Regions from separate parts of the Homo sapiens genome. Here region 1 is linked to region 2. A link is an interaction called in ENCODE POLR2A ChIA-PET data of the cell type or tissue named here. Cell type or tissue: OCI-LY7. All regions are shown on one strand. Each heading gives the region's core, and the rest is flanking DNA. Links, peaks and the distances in the headings are about the cores only. Region 1 has its middle 18 kb from the start of STRBP. Region 2 holds the start of LOC124902266 (a long non-coding RNA gene).

Region 1 (8,330 bases), core at 275-8,274, 52 kb before region 2:
ATCTCCCCTCATTCTGTTATTGGCTAATTTTTGCAAACTCCCTGAGAGTTTTCCAGAAGGCCAGATAGCCCAGATAAAACAAGCAACCTAGTAAGGTGAAACTGCTCACAGGCTCACTGAACATTGAAAGGAAAGAATTGCCAGGTCCTCTGATTCTGCCGCCGCTGGTCACTATGTTCCTTTGCAAAGCTCACTTCTTAAAACCAGGTCACAGAAATTGTCCTTGCTAGGTCCCAGTGAGTTTGAATTTCTTTAAAAATAGCTTGTTCTTCAAGTGCAAAAAATAACATCTGAGATGTTTGTTTAAGTGTGAAACACACCTTTGTCATGACTCAGTACGGGCTAAACGGAAATTTATTAAACTTCCCAAAAAGAAAATTCTTCTCTTGAACCATGGGAGCTTGAGAGATGACAGCTTGGGAAACGGGAGGCGGGGGGAGCAGAAAGAAGAAAAGAGGCAGGTGGAGCAGAGAGAAAGCATGGAGGCTCTTTCTCATCTCTGTGGCTTTCACACGCTATTCTTTCCACCTTGAACGACCTTCCTCCTCTAGCGAGCTTGATAATGTTCTTGCCTTCCTTGAAGCCTAATTTAAATGTCACCTCTGTGGAGCCTTCTCTGACCCCTCCAGGCAGAGTTTCTCACTCCCTCTTTGTTCTCAAAACACTTTGTACATGTCTTTATTATTAGCACATCGTATTGAAGTTGTCAGTTTACAGGTCTGTCTCTCTTCCTAGGCTGTGAGCTTCTCAGCAGCAGGGACACTGGGTGAGTCATCTGTGAACCCCTCCGCCTGGCATTGGGCCTGGCACAGGGAGAGTGTTGGCAAAGGTTGTTGATAAGAGATGGTCTCCAGGCTCAGCGGGAGATGCCTTAAATCCTGAGATGACTGCTTTCATCCCTCGTTCTACTTTGCAAAAGGTTCCTGACTCTCTCCACACCCTTCTACTGCCAAATCTTTCAGTCTACCTGCCTCTGAACTCATATGCTCTGCCTTCACTCCTTTACAACGGAAGAACTGTCCTCATGCTACCTAAGGCCAGCTGCTCCCTGTGTCCACCAGATCCCATGCCCTTTATTACTGCAATTATCCTCCTTTCTCCTGCGTCATTGATAATTTACCCTTTCTATTTCCACCGATGTACAAATACTCTGTGCTTCTCCCAATTAAGGACAAACACACACACATGCATACACACGCACAGTCCCATTTCTCTGCATTTATTCTATTCTCTGCTCAACCCACTCTACTCTGCCCACTCACTTAATCTTGTCAAGGTCACCAGTAATTTCCATGTTGCCACATCAAAATGGTCAATTCGGTTTTGGCCTCAGCTTACCTGACTCAGTAGCATTCAGCACCATTAATCCCACTCTTTGCTGCAAACACTTTCTTCCGGGGTAACCAGGACTCTACAGCCCCTCCTCATCTCTCCACCTCACCAGCCACTGCTTCTCAGTCTCTGTGGCTGTGAAGGAGTTGGATGATCCTTCCTGTCATCCCTTCCTCTAATGTTGGAGTACCCCAAGGCTCAGTCTCCCGACAGCCCCACTATCAAACTCTCTGTGATCCATCCAGTCTCATGATTTGATAGAACGATCGACAATACTCAAATTTCTATCTGCTGCCCCACTCTGAACTCCAGGCTCAGTGGCTAAGTGCCTACTCAGCATCTGGACTTGGAGATCTAAAAGGCATCTCAAACTTAACATACTCAAAACCAAACTTGTGATTCACTACTTCTTCACCAGGGTCCCCAATATCTCCATAAAGGTCACCACAGTTCACCCAGTTGCTCATGCCAAAAGCTTTGAAATTCTCTTTAATCTTTTTTTTTTTTTTTTTTTGAAATAGAGTCTCACTCCGTCGCCCAGGCTGGAGTGCCCAGCCTGGGCAACATAGGGAGACCTCAACCCTACAAAAAATATTTAAAAATTAGCCAGGTGCCACGTCATGCATCTGTGGTCCCAGGTACTTGAGACTGCTTGAGCCCAGGAGTTCAAGGCTGCAGTGAGCCGTGATCACACCACTGCACTGCAGCCTGGGCAACAGAGCAAGACCCTGTCTCAAAAATAAGTAAGAGGCCGGGTACGGTGGCTCATGCCTGTAATCCCAGCACTTTGGGAGGCCGAGGCGGGTGCATCACTTGAGGTCAGGAGTTTGAGACCAGCCTGGCCAACATGGTAAAACCCTGTCTCCACTAAAAATACAAAAATTAGCTGGGCATGGTGGCTCATGCCTGTAATCCCAGCTACTGGGGGGAGGCTGGGGCATGAGAATCACTTGAACCCAGGAGGCTTGAACCTGGGAGGTTGCAGTAAGTGGAGATCGTGCCACTGCACTCCAGCTTGAGCAACAGAGTGAGACTCTATCTCAATTAAAAAAATAAAAAATAGGGCCAGGGGCGGTCAGTGGCTCACGCCTGTAATCCCAGCACTTTGAGAGGCCGAGGCAGGCGGATCACGAGGTCAGGAGTTCGAGACCAGCCTGACCAACATGGTGAAACTCCATCTCTACTAAAAATACAAAAAATAGCTAGGCGTGGTGGTGTGCACCTGTAATCCCAGCTACTCAGGAGGCTGAGGCAGGAGAATCGCTTGAACTCAGGAGACAGAGGTTGCAGTGAACTGAGATCGTGCCACTGCACTCCAGCCCGGATGACAGAGCGAGACTCCATCTCAAAAAAATATAAATAAATAAAATAAAAATAACAAATAAATAAATAAATAAATAAGAATCCTTGCAATTTCTACCTCCTCTCTCTTAGAACACTGCTCTGAGTCCTCCACGCTGAGAAGTCAAAGATGAAAGACTGCGCTGGAGAGAGAGACACAGCTGTTGCCGGTGAGCCCAGCCCCCAGCCACCCCGCCAGCTGAAAGCAGCTGTATGAGGTGCACAGGAGAGACCTGCAGAAGAGCTGCCCAGGCATTCCACAGAATCATGAGAAATGATGAATCGTTTTTTAAAGCAATTAAGCTTTGGGGCTCTTTTGTTTCACCGTAAAAATAACTGATACAATCTAGATAGTTCCAGTGGCCTCCATTCTAGGTTTTTTTTTCTCCAGTCTTGCAACTCCAGTGCACCACCACGTGTCACCAGAATGGTCATTCTAACTTGAACTCTCACTGGATTAAAAATTTTGTTAAAAGTCTTTAGTGGCTCAGCCTGGCGCGGTGGCTCACGCCTGTAATCCCAGCACTCTGGGAGGCCGAGGCGGGCGGATCACGAGGTCAGGAGATGGAGACCATCCTGGCTAACACCGTGAAACCCCGTCTCTACTAAAAATACAAAAAAGTAGCCGGACGTGGCAGCGGGCGCCTGTAGTCCCAGCTACTCGGGAGGCTGAGGCAGGAGAATGGCATGAACCTGGGAGGCGGAGCTTGCAGTGAGCCAAGATCGTGCCACTGCACTCAAGCCTGGGTGACAGAGCGAGGCTCCATCTCAAAAAAAAAAAAAAAAAAAAAAGAAAAAAGAAAAGAAAAAGAAGTCTTCAGTGGCTCTCCTTCTTTTTTTCCTTTTGTTTAGAGACAGGGTTTCACTCTGTCCCCCAGGCTAGAGTGCAGTGGCTGGATCAACTGGACTCAAGAAATCTTTTTTGTTGAAATGGATGTCTCACTATGTTGCCCAAGCTGATCTCGAACTCCTGGCCTCAAGTGATTCTCCCACCTCAGCCTCCTGAGTCACTGGGATTACAGGAAGTGGCTCCACATTTTATGAGATAACACTGAGCCTCCGAATTGTAGTGTATGAAACCTTCTGTGGCCCAGCCTCTGCAGACCTCTTTGGTCTCATCTCCAAGTACCATGGCACCCTCTGTGAGTTAGGCCACTGCTAGGAGGAACAGTTTACCTGTGGAGCTTCGAAAAATTCCAGTGCTCGGGCTCCAGCACCAGACACTCAGATTTAATTGGTCTGAAATGGGACCCGGGCAACAGTATTTTTTAAAAGCTCCCCAGTGGATGCTAATATATACCCAGGGTTGAGAACCATTCAGCTAGAGGATCCAAAAGTGTATTTTAAAATTGCTGATCTTGCCTTCAAGGAAATTCAAAAGCTTCAAGGAAAGACTAAACTATGCTGTGTGCCCTTTTAGCATTAAGTAAGCGATATTGTGTTTTAAGTTTTGGGAAATTGGTAATAGACGCTATGAGAACATTCTTTAATTATTTGAAACATCAATTTATCAATATTTTATTTCCTCAGTGTTAGACTCACCCTTTTCATAGTCTAATGTTTCTGATCAAATTCCACCTTATTATTGAATGTATGCATTTAATGCTTCTTTATTTTACGGAAAACTAGTAATTTCACTAAAGGTGTTTCTTATTGCCAGCAGTGATCACAATCAAAGAAACATCTTTCTGGGACATGGCATTTTTCCATGTGCAAAGTGCTGTAACTTCTTTGATCCCAATTGATCTTTCCATCAACCTGGTGAGGTGGAGATTTTTAACTTCATTTTATGTGCCATAACTGCTACAACTTATTGAGCACTTACCACTGTTCTAAGTACTTTGCAAATACTATCTCATTTAAGCCCTACAGCAACCAGTAATGTGACCATATTTTATGCACTGGGAAGCTGAGGCAGAGATGTTAGGTCAGTTGCCTAGGGTCATGATCACACAGCTGAGAGAGGACAGGGCTGTGTGACCATGAGGAAAGGATACTACAGTCCTCAGGGACTCTGAGCATGCCATGCGGTTTTCAGGAGATGGTCCTTCTGCTTGTTTCTCAGAATAAAGTGCAGATGTCTTAATATGGCATTTGAAGCCTTTTGCAATTCTTCCCAAATGTTTATTGCAATGGTAATAAAAAATCCAGCCGGGCACAGTGGCTCATACCTGAATCCCAGCACTTTGAGAGGCCAAGGCAGTCAGATCATGAGGTCAGGAGATTGAGACCATCCTGGTTAACATGGTGAAACCTTGTCTCTGCTAAAAATACAAAAAATTAGCTAGGCGTGATGGCACGTGCCTGTAGTCCCAGCTACTAGGGAGGCTGAGGCATGAGAATCGCTTGAACCCGGGAGGCAGAGGTTGCAGTGAGCCGAGATCGCATCACTAAACTCCAGCCTGGGTGACAGAGTGAGACTCCATCTCAAAAAAAAAAAAAAAAGAAAATCCACAACCCCCTAATAAAGAAAGCTGAGAATAAGGATCCCAGTAATTAAGGGCGACTGAATGCCAGGCACTTTGCACATATTATCTCTAATCCTCCTAACAACATTGTGTGAGGGGATTTGCAGGGGCCTGGGTCGGTTTTGCTGTTAGGCACCCCTCCCCTTTCTTCTGGATTGTCTTCTGGGTATCATCCTACAGGCCCCTGTATTTTCGGTCTTGTCAGGGCTGTCAATCAGGATGCTTCACCCTTCTCTGGGCAAGAGGTGTTCATCACACTCTTTAGGAATTTGAACCTTGAACACAGCTATACATCATCAGAAAAAAAAATGGGCAGAGTTGAATTATCCCAGGGACAAAGTCCTGTTGATGGTAATAATAGTATTTATTGGGAATTTACAAGTGTGAGCACAATAAGAGTTGTACATATATTAATTCATTTCATCCTGCAAACAGTTCTTTCAAGGAGTCCCTGATATACTCCCTGTCTTCCCTAACAGATGGACAAACCAAGGCAACAAAACAAGGTCGTGCAGGTTTATGGGTAGAGCTAGATTTGAACATAGACAGCCCGATGCAGAACCTCTTGCTTCTGCAGTCACTCCATGGCTTCTCAGCTGGTCTTTTCTGTAGATTCTGTCCCTTGGGCCTTTTCTTTCTGAGTCTAGTTCTTAGTCTGTCCCTTTAATTCAGTCATCTACACCACAGGCTTGCTATTAATCCCCTTTTTGACTCATGAGGCTGAGTAGGTTTCTGTTGCTGGTGACTACAAAACCCTAAATAATTAAAGTCTTGTTATGCCTGCTTGCAGGTGAGAGGTCTGATGCTCTGGAGAGGTGAACAGATGAAAATCACTAGCTACTAATAGTAATAATAATAATAGCAACGGTAATAATGATAGTAACAGATAACATTTATTTGAGTTACTTAGCATTTAATGAGTTCTTACTACAAGGCAGTCTCTGTGCTAGGGAATTTATATAAATTATCTCACTTAAACTTCCCAATAACCCTAAAAGGTAAAACTTTTTAAATTGAGATATAATTCACTTACCACAAAATTCACTCCGTGAAAGTGTACACTTCAGTGGATTTTAGAGTATTCACAGGATTGAGCAACTATCACCACTATTTAATTCCAGAATATTTTCATCACCCCATATAGAAATCCTGTGCCCGTTAATTAGCCTTCAATCAGCTGGGCGCGGTGGCTCACACCTGTAATCCCAGCACTCTGGGAGGCCGAGGCGGGTGGATCACGAGATCAGGAGATCGAGACCATCCTGGCTAACATGGTGAAACCCCGACTCTACTAAAAAAAATTTTTTTAAATAAAAAAAAATTAGCCGGGCATGGTGGCGGGCGCCTGTAGTCCCAGCTACTCGGGAGGCTGAGGCAGAAGAATGGCGTGAACCCGGGAGGTGGAGCTTGCAGTGAGCCGATGTTGTGCCACTGCACTCCAGCCTGGGCGACAGAACGAGACTCCTCCATCTCAAAAAAAAAAAAAAAATTAGCCTTCATTCTCCATTCTCCCCTACCCCCAACCCCTTGGCAACCGTGAATCTACTTTCTGTTTCTATGGATTTGCCTATTCCAGACATTTTATATAAATGGAATTATAAAATATGTGGTATTTTATGACTGTCCTTTTTTCACTCAGAACAATGTTTTCAAGGTTCATCCATGTTGTAATATGTCGTTGTTTTTTTTTTTTTTTTTTTTTTTTTTTTTTTTTTTTGAGACGGAGTCTCACTCTGTCGCCCAGGCTGGAGTGCAGTGGCATGATCTTGGCTTACTGCAACCTCCACCTACCTGGTTCTAGCAATTCCCTTGACTCAGCCTCCTGAGTAGCTGGGATTATAGGCGCACACCACCACACCTGGCTAATTTTTTTTTTTGTATTTTTAGTAGAGACAGGGTTTCACCATGTTGGCCAGACTGGTCTTGAACTCCTGACCTCAGGCAACCCACCCGCCTCGGCCTCCCAAAATGTTGTGATTACAGGCGTGAGCCACCGTGCCCAGCCCATTTTTTTTTTAAATTGTGGTAAATTATACAAAGTATTCATCATTTTAATCATTTGTAAATATAGAATTCAGCAGCATTAAACACATTTACAATGTTATGTAACCATCACCACTATTCATACCCCAAACTTTTTCAGAATCTCTAACATAAACTCAGTAACAATTAAACAAATAACTCCCCATCCCTCTCTCCCCACTGCCCCTGGTAACATCTGTACTATTTTCTGTCCCTAGGAAGTTGCCTATTCTTTTTTCTTCTTTTCTTTTCTTTTTTTCCCGAGATGGAGTTTTGCTCTTGTTGCCCAGGCTGGAGTACAATGGCAAAATCTTGGCTCACTGCAACCTCCACCTCCCAGGTTCAAATGATTCTCCTGCCTCAGCCTCCCAAGTAGCTGGGATTACAGGCAGGCACCACCATGCCTGGCTAATTTTGTATTTTTAGTAAAGACGGGGTTTCACCATGTTGGTCAGGCTGGTCTCAAACTCCTGATCTCAGGTGATCCACCTGCCTCAGCCTCCCAAAGTGCTGGGATTACAGGCATGAGCCACCGTGCCTGGCCAGAAGTTGCCTATTCTAAGTACTTCATACAAGTGAAATCATACCACACTTGCATGTTCTTTGGGTTTAGTTTATTTCACTTCATATAATGTTTTCAAGGCCTATCCACATTGTAGCAAGTGTCAAAATGTCATTTGTTTTTGTGCCTGAATAATATTCCCTTGCATGCCTGTGACACATTTTGTTTTATCTACTCACCTGCTGATGGATGCTTTGGTCATTTCCATATTTTGGCTCCTGTGAGTAATGCTACTGTGAACATCAGTGACACTTATCTGTTCAAGTCCCTGATTTTAATTCTTCTGGATGTACGTCTAGGAGTGGAACTGCTGGGTCATATGGTAGTTCTATCCTTAACTTCTGGAGGAGCTGCCACACTGTCTTCCACAGTGGCTGCACCAGTTTACATTCCCACCAGCAACACATGGGGGTTCTGTTTTCTGTCTTTTCAAGACTGAGTCTCGCTCTGTCACCCAGGCTGGAGTGCAGTGGTGCAATCTCGGCTCACTTCAACCTCCGCCTCCTGGGTTCAAGCAATTCTCCTGCCTCAGCCTCCTGAGTAGCTGGGATTACAGGTACCTGCCACCACGCCCAGCTAATTTTTTGTATTTTTAGTAGAGACAG
Region 2 (8,330 bases), core at 62-8,061:
GTGGAAAAGGGATCTCAGGGGGGTTTGCAGAAATAGCAGGGGTGGCAGGTTCTGGCTGGGTCCAGAAGCTTTTAATCTATTACTTGAAAGCATGAGGAAACACCTGAAGGAGACGTGTGTGATATGATGGAATACAATGAGACTGTCAAACTAGCCTGGGGAGGTGGGGGAATCATCGTGACCATTCATTGAGCTGTGATTGTGTGCCAGGTTTTGTGCCACACATGCCATATGCATCATGTCTCAAGTCCTTGTAAACACTTTACAAGATAGACTATTATGCTCATCCTATGGGTCAAGGAAATAGAGGCTCAGAAAGGTAATATGACCTGCCTAAAGACACACAGCTGGTTTGTTGCACAGCCAGAAGTTTTGTTTGTTTGTTTTGTTTTTTGTTTTGAGACAGGGTCTCACTCTGTCACTCAGGCTGGAGTGCAGTGGTGTGATCTTGGCTCATGGCAAACTTCGTCTCCTGGGCTCAAGCGATCCTCCCTGCTACTCTGGGATTGTAGGCATTAATCCTTAACCTCCAGAGTAGCTGGGACTGTAGGAGTGTGCCACCATGCCCAACTAATTTTTAAATTTTTTATAGAGACTAGGTTTTGCCATGTTGTCCAGGCTAGTCTGGAACTCCTGGGCTTAAGTGATCTGATCTGACTGCCTCAGCCTCCCCAAATGCTGAGATTACAGGCGTGAACCACCGGGCCTGGCCAGAGCCAGGATTTGAACCCAAGTTTTTATGATTTGAAAACTCATGCTCAAAGCCCCTACACTGTAGAAGCTGCCTTGGTATCTATTTCTCCCTTATCAGAAGGCCCTCATGCCTACAGTTAGAGGAAGGGACAGAACTTGCATGCACACCAGGCCACCTAACGATGACACACAAGATGAGCATTGTCAACCCCATGTTATGGCTGAGGGACTCAGCCTCAGAGAAGTAAATGAACTTGCCCGAGGTCATAGATGAGAAATAGCAGAACTGGGATTGGAGCCCAGGGTCTTTGCCTGGCCCCACCTGCCCTCTGCCCTCACAGCCCTATTACTCCTTCCATGATGGGGGTGGCAGACATCCCAGGCTGGGTCTCCAGAGCAGGCCCAAGTCTGGGCCTCAGGGCAAGGTCATCAGGAGGCCAAAGAGGGAAATCTTTAAATGGTGTCAGGTTCATTGCCTTTGTGGCAGAAGGAAGAAAAAAGAAGAGGCACAGAAGCAAGGAAGATGGAGCTGATTCCTGCTTAACTCACACCCTCTCGTTTGGCTGAGTCAGCGATGCAGGGAGGCCTCCCTGGCCTCAGCACAGAATCGCAGGAATCTGCAGATCTGCTGGAATTTCTCTGCACTGGCTGGCACGGGAGGTGACGAGAGCAGAGGAAAACGACTGCTGTTTTTATTCTCTGGGGCTGGTTTCTTTCTCTCCCCACTCCCCCCCGGCTTCTTGCTCATGTCTTTGAAAGGCCACTTGTCTCTGACTTGCACAGCACTCAACAGTCTAGAAAGCCCCTACAAAGAGCTCTTCGGTCCCCAAAGTGATTTATGATTTTGAAGTGCTTTTTGGATTATGAAAGGCTAACCTACAATAGCCTCCTCACTGCGGCAACATTTACAAAGTGCTTTGCAAGTCACACGGCATTTTATAGTTTGCAACATTCTTTGCAGCCAAAAGGTGCTTACCTCTCCAGAGGGGACTTCAGAGTTTGCAAACCCTGGTCACACCTCTTCCTTTATTTAAACTGCAGTACAGCTCTGTGATAAAGGCTGATAATAATATCTATCACTCATATGGCGTTCACAGTGTCCTAGATATTCTTATGAGCGCTTTACATACGTTCACACATTAATGGTTCAACAACCCCGCAAGGTTGCCACTATTATGATACCCATTTACAAATAAGGATGTTGAGGCACAGCCAGGTAAACCTTGCCCAAGATCACAGGGCTGTTAAGTAGTGGAGCTTGGATTTGAGGCATTGATGTTTGATAGGATGACGACACATTTTGTATCCATTTTTCATATGAGAAAAACAGAGGTCTAGGGCAGTAGCCAGTTCTGTCATGCCCCCCATGTGACCTCAGACTGGTCTTGGCATGTCTCTCGGTCTCTTTTATCCTTCTCTGCAGAACTGAAAGGATAAGCCCCGCCCTGCTCTCTTCTCAACTCTGAACAAATGTGAGGTGTGGGGGTGATGATGCTGGAGGGAGGAGGCCAAGCCTCAGCACCCCCACCCTGGCCTTGCTGCCTGTGCCAAGGTACCAAGCCTTGCCTCAGCTTTCCCCTCTTGGGTGTGGCTCCACTCTGTACAGAAGGCCACCTGGAGGCCTTTCCTGAGATCTCCTATCTTACAGGTGGAGGGAGAGTAGGGTGATGGGGTGGCATGGAGGAGGGAACTTCACCGAGGGCCCAACTCCCATCTTCTGGGTAAAGTCCTCTAGTGAGAGCCCAGAAAAATCACAAGAGTCCAGCCCCCCAGCCATTGACCAGCTGGAGAAACTGAGGCCCCAAAAGTGGAGGTACTTACAGTCACTCAGAGAAGTGGGTGCAGAGGTGGGGCTGGAATTCATCTCCATGCCCTTCCCATGGCCTGTGCTGGGAGTGTGGCTTCAGATCTGAGAAGGCCTTAGATCATTTGTTCATTCCTTCATTCATTTGTTCATTCATTCTTTCATTCAGCTAGTCAGTCAACAAACATTTCTTGAGTGTCCACTCTGTGTCAGATGCTAGATTTAATAATTGTGGGTATGGCTTGGTCCCTGCCCTCATGGAGTTTATAGTCTAGCACTGTGCTGCCCAGTGCAGTAGCCTCTGGCCACATGTGGCTGTTGAGCAGTTGAAATGCAGCTGTTCCAAACTGAGATGTGTTACAAGTGTGAAATACACACTGGATTTTGAAGACTTAGTATGGAAGAAAGTAAGATATCTCAATGATTATTTATTTATTATTATTTTTTTTTTTAGACAGAGTCTTGCTCTGTTGCCCAGGCTAGAGTGCAGCAGCGCAATCTTGGCTCACTGTAGACTCTGCCTCCTAAGATCAAGCAATTCTCCTGTCTTAGCCTTTTGAGTAGCTGGGACTACAGGCACACGCCACCAATCCTGGCTAATTTTTGCATTTTTAGTAGAGACAGGGTTTCACCACGTTGGTCAGGCTGGTCTTGAACTCCTGACCCTAGGTGATCCGCCTGCCTCGGCCTCTCAAAATGCTGGGATTACAGGCGTGAGCCATGGCACCCAGCCATTAATAATTTTTTTTATCTTGATTACATGTAGGAATGATATTTGGAGTATAGTGGGTTAAACAAAATATTAGATTAACTTCTTCTGCATCTTTTTACTTTCTTAAACAGTAGTTACAGGGGACGGTGGTTCATGTCTGTAATCCCAGCACTTTGGAAGGCTGAGGCAGGAGGATTGCTTGAGTCCAGGATTTTGAGACCAGCCTGAGCTATATAGGAAGACTCCACCTCTACAAGAAATAGAAAAAATTAGCTAGGTGTGGTGGCACACGACTGTAGTCCCAGCTACTCAGGAGGCTGAGGTGGGAGGATTGCTTGAGCCAGAGAGTTCGAGACTGCAGTGAGAAGTGATTGTGCCACTGTACTCTAGCCCTGCTCATTCTTCTGAGAGGAGGTGGCTTCCTCTTGCCAGTGAGGAGGTCTCTTGGGGCCCGTGTGAGCAGCCGAGTACTTGGGGGCACCAGCTCTGTGGCTGTACCACCTGGACCTGGTCTTGATTCTGCCACTCACCAGCTGTGACTCACCACCCCACAATGACCCACATGATTACAATTGTGCTATGGGTCTTTTTTTTTTTTTTTTTTTTTTGAGACAGGGTCTTGCTCTGTTACCCAGGTGGGAGTGCAGTGATGTGATCACAGCTCACTGCAGCCTCGAACTCCTGGGCTCAAGCTACCCCCTAGCCTTAAGCTCCTGAGTAGCTGGGACTACAGTTGTGCTCCACTGCGCCCGGCTAATTTTTTAAAAAATAGAGACAGGATCTCACTTTGTTGCCCAGGCTGGTTTTGAACTCCTGGGCTCGAACAGTCATCCTACCTCGGCCTCCCAAAGTGCTGGGATTACAGGCATGAGCCACTGTGCCCAGCCTGTGCTGAGTTTTGCAGGGAGAGCACTCGAGCAGGTTAATGGCAGCGTCCGGCCAGTGGAGGAGGTGGCATTTGAGTGGAGGCCCCCAGGGTAAGGAGAAGCAACTAGAGGGGAACAGCATGCTGGACCAAGGGAACAGCAGGGATGGAGATCGGCCCTGTTGAGGCCCTGAGAGAAGCAGGTCAGCTTGGCCGAGGCTCAGAGATCTGGCCAGGAGGGGGGCCCTGGTGGTGGACAGAGGCCAGATCACAGGACCTCAAGGGCCACACTGAGGAGATTGTTCTTTATCTGGAGGGCAGCTGGGAGCCATGGAAGGTGTGTAAGCATAGGAGTGCCTGGAAGCCTCAAGCGCTCTCTGGCCTTGTATAAGGATTGAGAGAGGCAGAGTCTGAAGCTGGCTTTCTCTTCCTCCAGAGAGGTGGCCCATGGCAGGGCTTGAATTCTCGCCAGGTGGAGCTTGCTGGAACTCCAGCTTCACTGCTCTCTCGCCGTGTGGCTGTGTGACCTCAGCCAGATGACCTGCCTCTCTGTGCTTCGGTTTCCTTATCTGTAAAACAGGAATAACGGTGGTGAGTCACTCGAGGGTTCTGCGAAGACTTGGTGACGTAACGCTTGCGAAGTGCTTGGCACAGAGTAGGTCCACGAATAGTTGTCCCTTTTCCTTTTCCCTTCCTGAGTCCCCCCACCCCACCTGTCAAACACCATGCCCCCGCTCCTCAGGCGGCAGGAAGCAGGATCGGAGGAGCGTTTCTGCACCCGTCAGAGTATTTATAGCTGTGTGCTGTCAGCCCGATGTTGTTTTTCGGTTGCATATATATTTTTACATTTTCCACCGTCACACATGGTTTCTCAGTGCGGTTGAGAAGCAGCGGGGGTGGAGGGTGGTGGATGCAGAGAGTGGAGAGTGTAGGAGGCGGAGCCGGATGGCCCAGGACAGCACCGAGGGACGGCCTCGGTCACTTCTGTCTCAGCTCAGAAGCCATCGATGGTTCCCTATTACCCTCTGCCCGCAGCCCGGGCTCCTTCGCCATGGGTCCAGGCCCTCCCGAGAAGGATTACATGTAGGAATGATACTGCGCACCGCAGCTGCGTTTCTCACCACTGGCTCTCTCCACTCCCCGCGTCTGAGCCACTTTCTTCCCCGAGTGCATAACCAGGGGAAAGCGAACCGGACGTAGCTCTGCTACTCACCAGCTGCGTGACCTCAAGCAAGTTTCTTTACCTTTCTGAGCCAACGTTTCCTTTCCTGTGAGACAGGAGCACTAACTCCAGTGTCCTGGAGCTGCCGTGAGGATTGAGTGTACAGGCGCCTGCCCACGAATCCATGGTAGCCATTGTTAGGCGCGCTTCAGTCGCGTGTCTCCAGGCCTTTGCACAGGCCGTTCCCTCTGCCAGGAATCCCCAGGCCACCTCTTCAGGGAGTCCTCCGGGCCTACTGCTCCCCCGCACCTCAGCCCATCCACTCTGGGAGGGGACTAGGAGAGTTCTTTGTAACGAAATTCTTTCTCCTCTAAAAATAGATGTCACACTCCTTGCTTATAAAAATAATCCGTACCCTCCCAGTACCAAGCCTTCCCGTGTTCCTGCTCTATCCTCACACACTTCCCCGGGAAGTGGGTACCATGTCTCCATTCTTCAGGTGTGGGAAGTGGATTCGGGAAGGGAAGTGACTCATCCCAGCTCTACTCAAACTCAGACTTCAGACTCAAGGCCCCGTGGTTCTTGCTACGCGCAGCCTGACATGGCCTCCCTCCCCTACACAAGGCAGAGTTGTCTTCAGAATCTGTCACGTGGGTGATCATGCGACCCCACGGGGTGTTCTGAGGAAGCAGAGGGGCCCTGAACTAGATGCCATGGCTTGGTGCCCAGGACACACTCCCTTTCCTCGCAGGTCACTGCCTCCAGTCTCAGAGCCCACCCAGGCTCCTCTCTGCTCTCTGACCTCCTTCTCACAACTTGGGAGCCCAGGGCCCCCCACTCCCTGCCTGCCAAAGGCCAGGCCCTCAGAGCTGGCTGTGTACCCCTAGCCTTGGCGTCTGAAGTGGGTGGAGCTGGCCGTAGAGGGCACTGTTGCTAGGCAACAGTCTGGCAAAGAGTATCAGGCGCCCTGAGAGGAAATGAAAAGGGGCCTTTCCTTGGGGGCTGGAGGGGAACAAGGTGGGGATGGAAAGAAGAAGGGCCTCCACCTCTTCTCCATGCTGCCAAGACCTATACCTCATCTTCACCCTCTCCATCCCCACTTCAACCTCTCACTTATTATTTTTTGAGATGGAGTTTCATTCTTGTTGCCCAGGCTGGAGTGCAGTGGTGCAATCTCGGCTCACTGCAACCTCCGCCTCCTAGGTTCAAGCAATTCTCCTGCCTCAGCCTCCCAAGTAGCTGAGATTACAGGCACCACGCCTGGCTAATTTTTTGGTATGTGGTAGAGACAGGGTTTCACCATGTTGGTCAGGCTGGTCTTGAACTCCTGACCTCAGGTGATCCACCCGTCTTGGCCTCCCAAAGTGCTGGGATTACAGGCGTGAGCCACTTTGCCCGGCCTCAACCCCTCACTTATTTACTCATCTCTACTCTCATTCATTCATTCATCATTACACTCACTCGTTAATTAGCTTGTTAATTTATTTACTTGCTGTCTGGTGAATCACGGCTTCACTACTTGCTGCGACTTCGTTACCCCATCTGTGAAATGGGAATAATGACTGTATAGATTTCATAGGGTTGTGTTTACACCGCCCATGGTGAGCACATTATAAATGTTTGTTCTTATGATGATGAGTTATTCACAATACTTCCTAAGCACCAGATCTGTGCCTAGCGTCACGCGGGGCTCTGCGGTGACGGAGGTAAATGAGCTCTCAGCTCAGTGGGAGAGACAGATAAGACCACAGGTGGAGCTGGCATGGGCCTTGCCCATCACCTCCAGATTTCCTCCGATTGTTTTGTGGGCACATAGGGGAGTGTTAAGGGCAGGGGCTGTGGAGCCCTGCACCATGGAATTGTAGGCTGACCCTTTACTTACTAATGCTGCACTCTTGGGTGACAGATTTAACCCCTCTGACCTTGGTTTTCCATCTGCAAAGTGGGACCTGGCAGTAAACATCTTCCTGGATCTAGAGAGGATGCAATGAGATCATGTGTGACCCTTTCTGGGCACTGGGTCAGCTTGCAACAGGGCAGCAATTATTGTTATTGGTGCACGGTGGGAACCGGGTCTCCCCAGGGTGCCGTGAAGTCTCTGAGGGCCGGGACCCAGTTTCTCCTCCTTTTTCTCTCTTTGCTCCACCTTTCTGGGTCTGCCTACTGTTTTCCACCTCCAGCCGTATGCTCATGCCGTTCCCTCTTCCTGAAATAATCTTTCTCGTTATTTCTCCTAAAGCTCTAATATAGTTCTTGGAGGCTTCAGGCCCCAGCTGGGACGTCTCACAAAGTGAATCTGGGGTAGATTTTCAATAAACTCCTCACTTATATCCTGCTGCAGCCAAGCCCCCAGGACCCCATCTCCTTGGAGGAGCCAAGTAGGGTGGCTGCAGCCTCTGCAAGTGAGCTGACTCCTTTGGGGCATAATTCACACTTTCTCTTAGCCTCTGTCCCCCGAGGCCAAGCCTACATGGTCCATCTCTGCAGATTTTCTGCCCACGAGTTCCCTGGAATCCAGAGAACACTCCCAAGAGAGACAGTCCTTGTCACACCACTCATGATCTCCCAGGCTGCTTCTCCCCAGTGCTTAGCACATGGAGATGCATTCATTTCTTGTGAGCACGTTTATTGACTGTGTGGCTCCCCTGCCAGCCTGAACACTCCGCAAGGTCAGGCTCTGCCTCTGGTTCCCCACTCAGTCCCCAGCACCCAGCCCAGACCTGGTGCATAGAAGATGCTTGTCACAGAGATGCTGTGTGGGTGGATGGACAGATGCATGAAGAATCCGTGGTGTGGAGCACACGGGGAAGTGGCCTTTGTTCTTCCATATAGAACGGCAGAGGCTGGAAGACCAAGGATCAGAAATTCCAGAGGTGAGTTTCAGCTCTGTGAGCCCAGACAAGTGGGATCCCCTTTTGGGGGACTCGGTTTCCTTACCTGTGCCATGTCTGCATAATAGTGCCTACCTTATGGAGATGACTCTGAGCATCCAATGATAGGAACTGGGACACCCAGAAGGGAATGATGGCCTGCCAGAATTTGGGGCTGGATCAGTTGCACAGATTCATGTGCCACTCACTACCCTTCCCTGACA

What was found. ChIA-PET counts read pairs that join two places held together with the same protein. Peaks named below come from ENCODE experiments on the same cell type or tissue, not always from the same donor. Only the 100,000 strongest peaks of a DNase experiment are listed, where the experiment ranks them.
Region 1: POLR2A ChIA-PET joins it to region 2 with 12 read pairs; 5 of 35 experiments call an interaction of 5 or more read pairs at or near these places.

What each region holds. Positions count from the first base shown.
Region 1 is chr9:123,281,998-123,290,327 of GRCh38, forward strand. No RefSeq gene overlaps it. Among named protein-coding and RNA genes, the nearest start is that of STRBP, 18 kb to the left of the region's middle. In OCI-LY7, for the core only: no CTCF peak of the experiment used is centred there; no DNase peak of the experiment used is centred there.
Region 2 is chr9:123,334,489-123,342,818 of GRCh38, forward strand. It overlaps LOC124902266 (a long non-coding RNA gene), which reads right to left and starts at 5,562. Exons shown (of 2, transcript XR_007061760.1): 1 at 5,319-5,562; 2 at 2,913-4,643. RefSeq lists enhancers at 3,577-3,736, 4,597-5,606. In OCI-LY7, for the core only: a CTCF peak has its summit at 6,105; DNase peaks (open chromatin) are centred at 3,663, 4,593, 4,943, 5,283 and 3 weaker places; H3K4me3 peaks cover 3,459 bases; H3K27ac peaks cover 6,463 bases.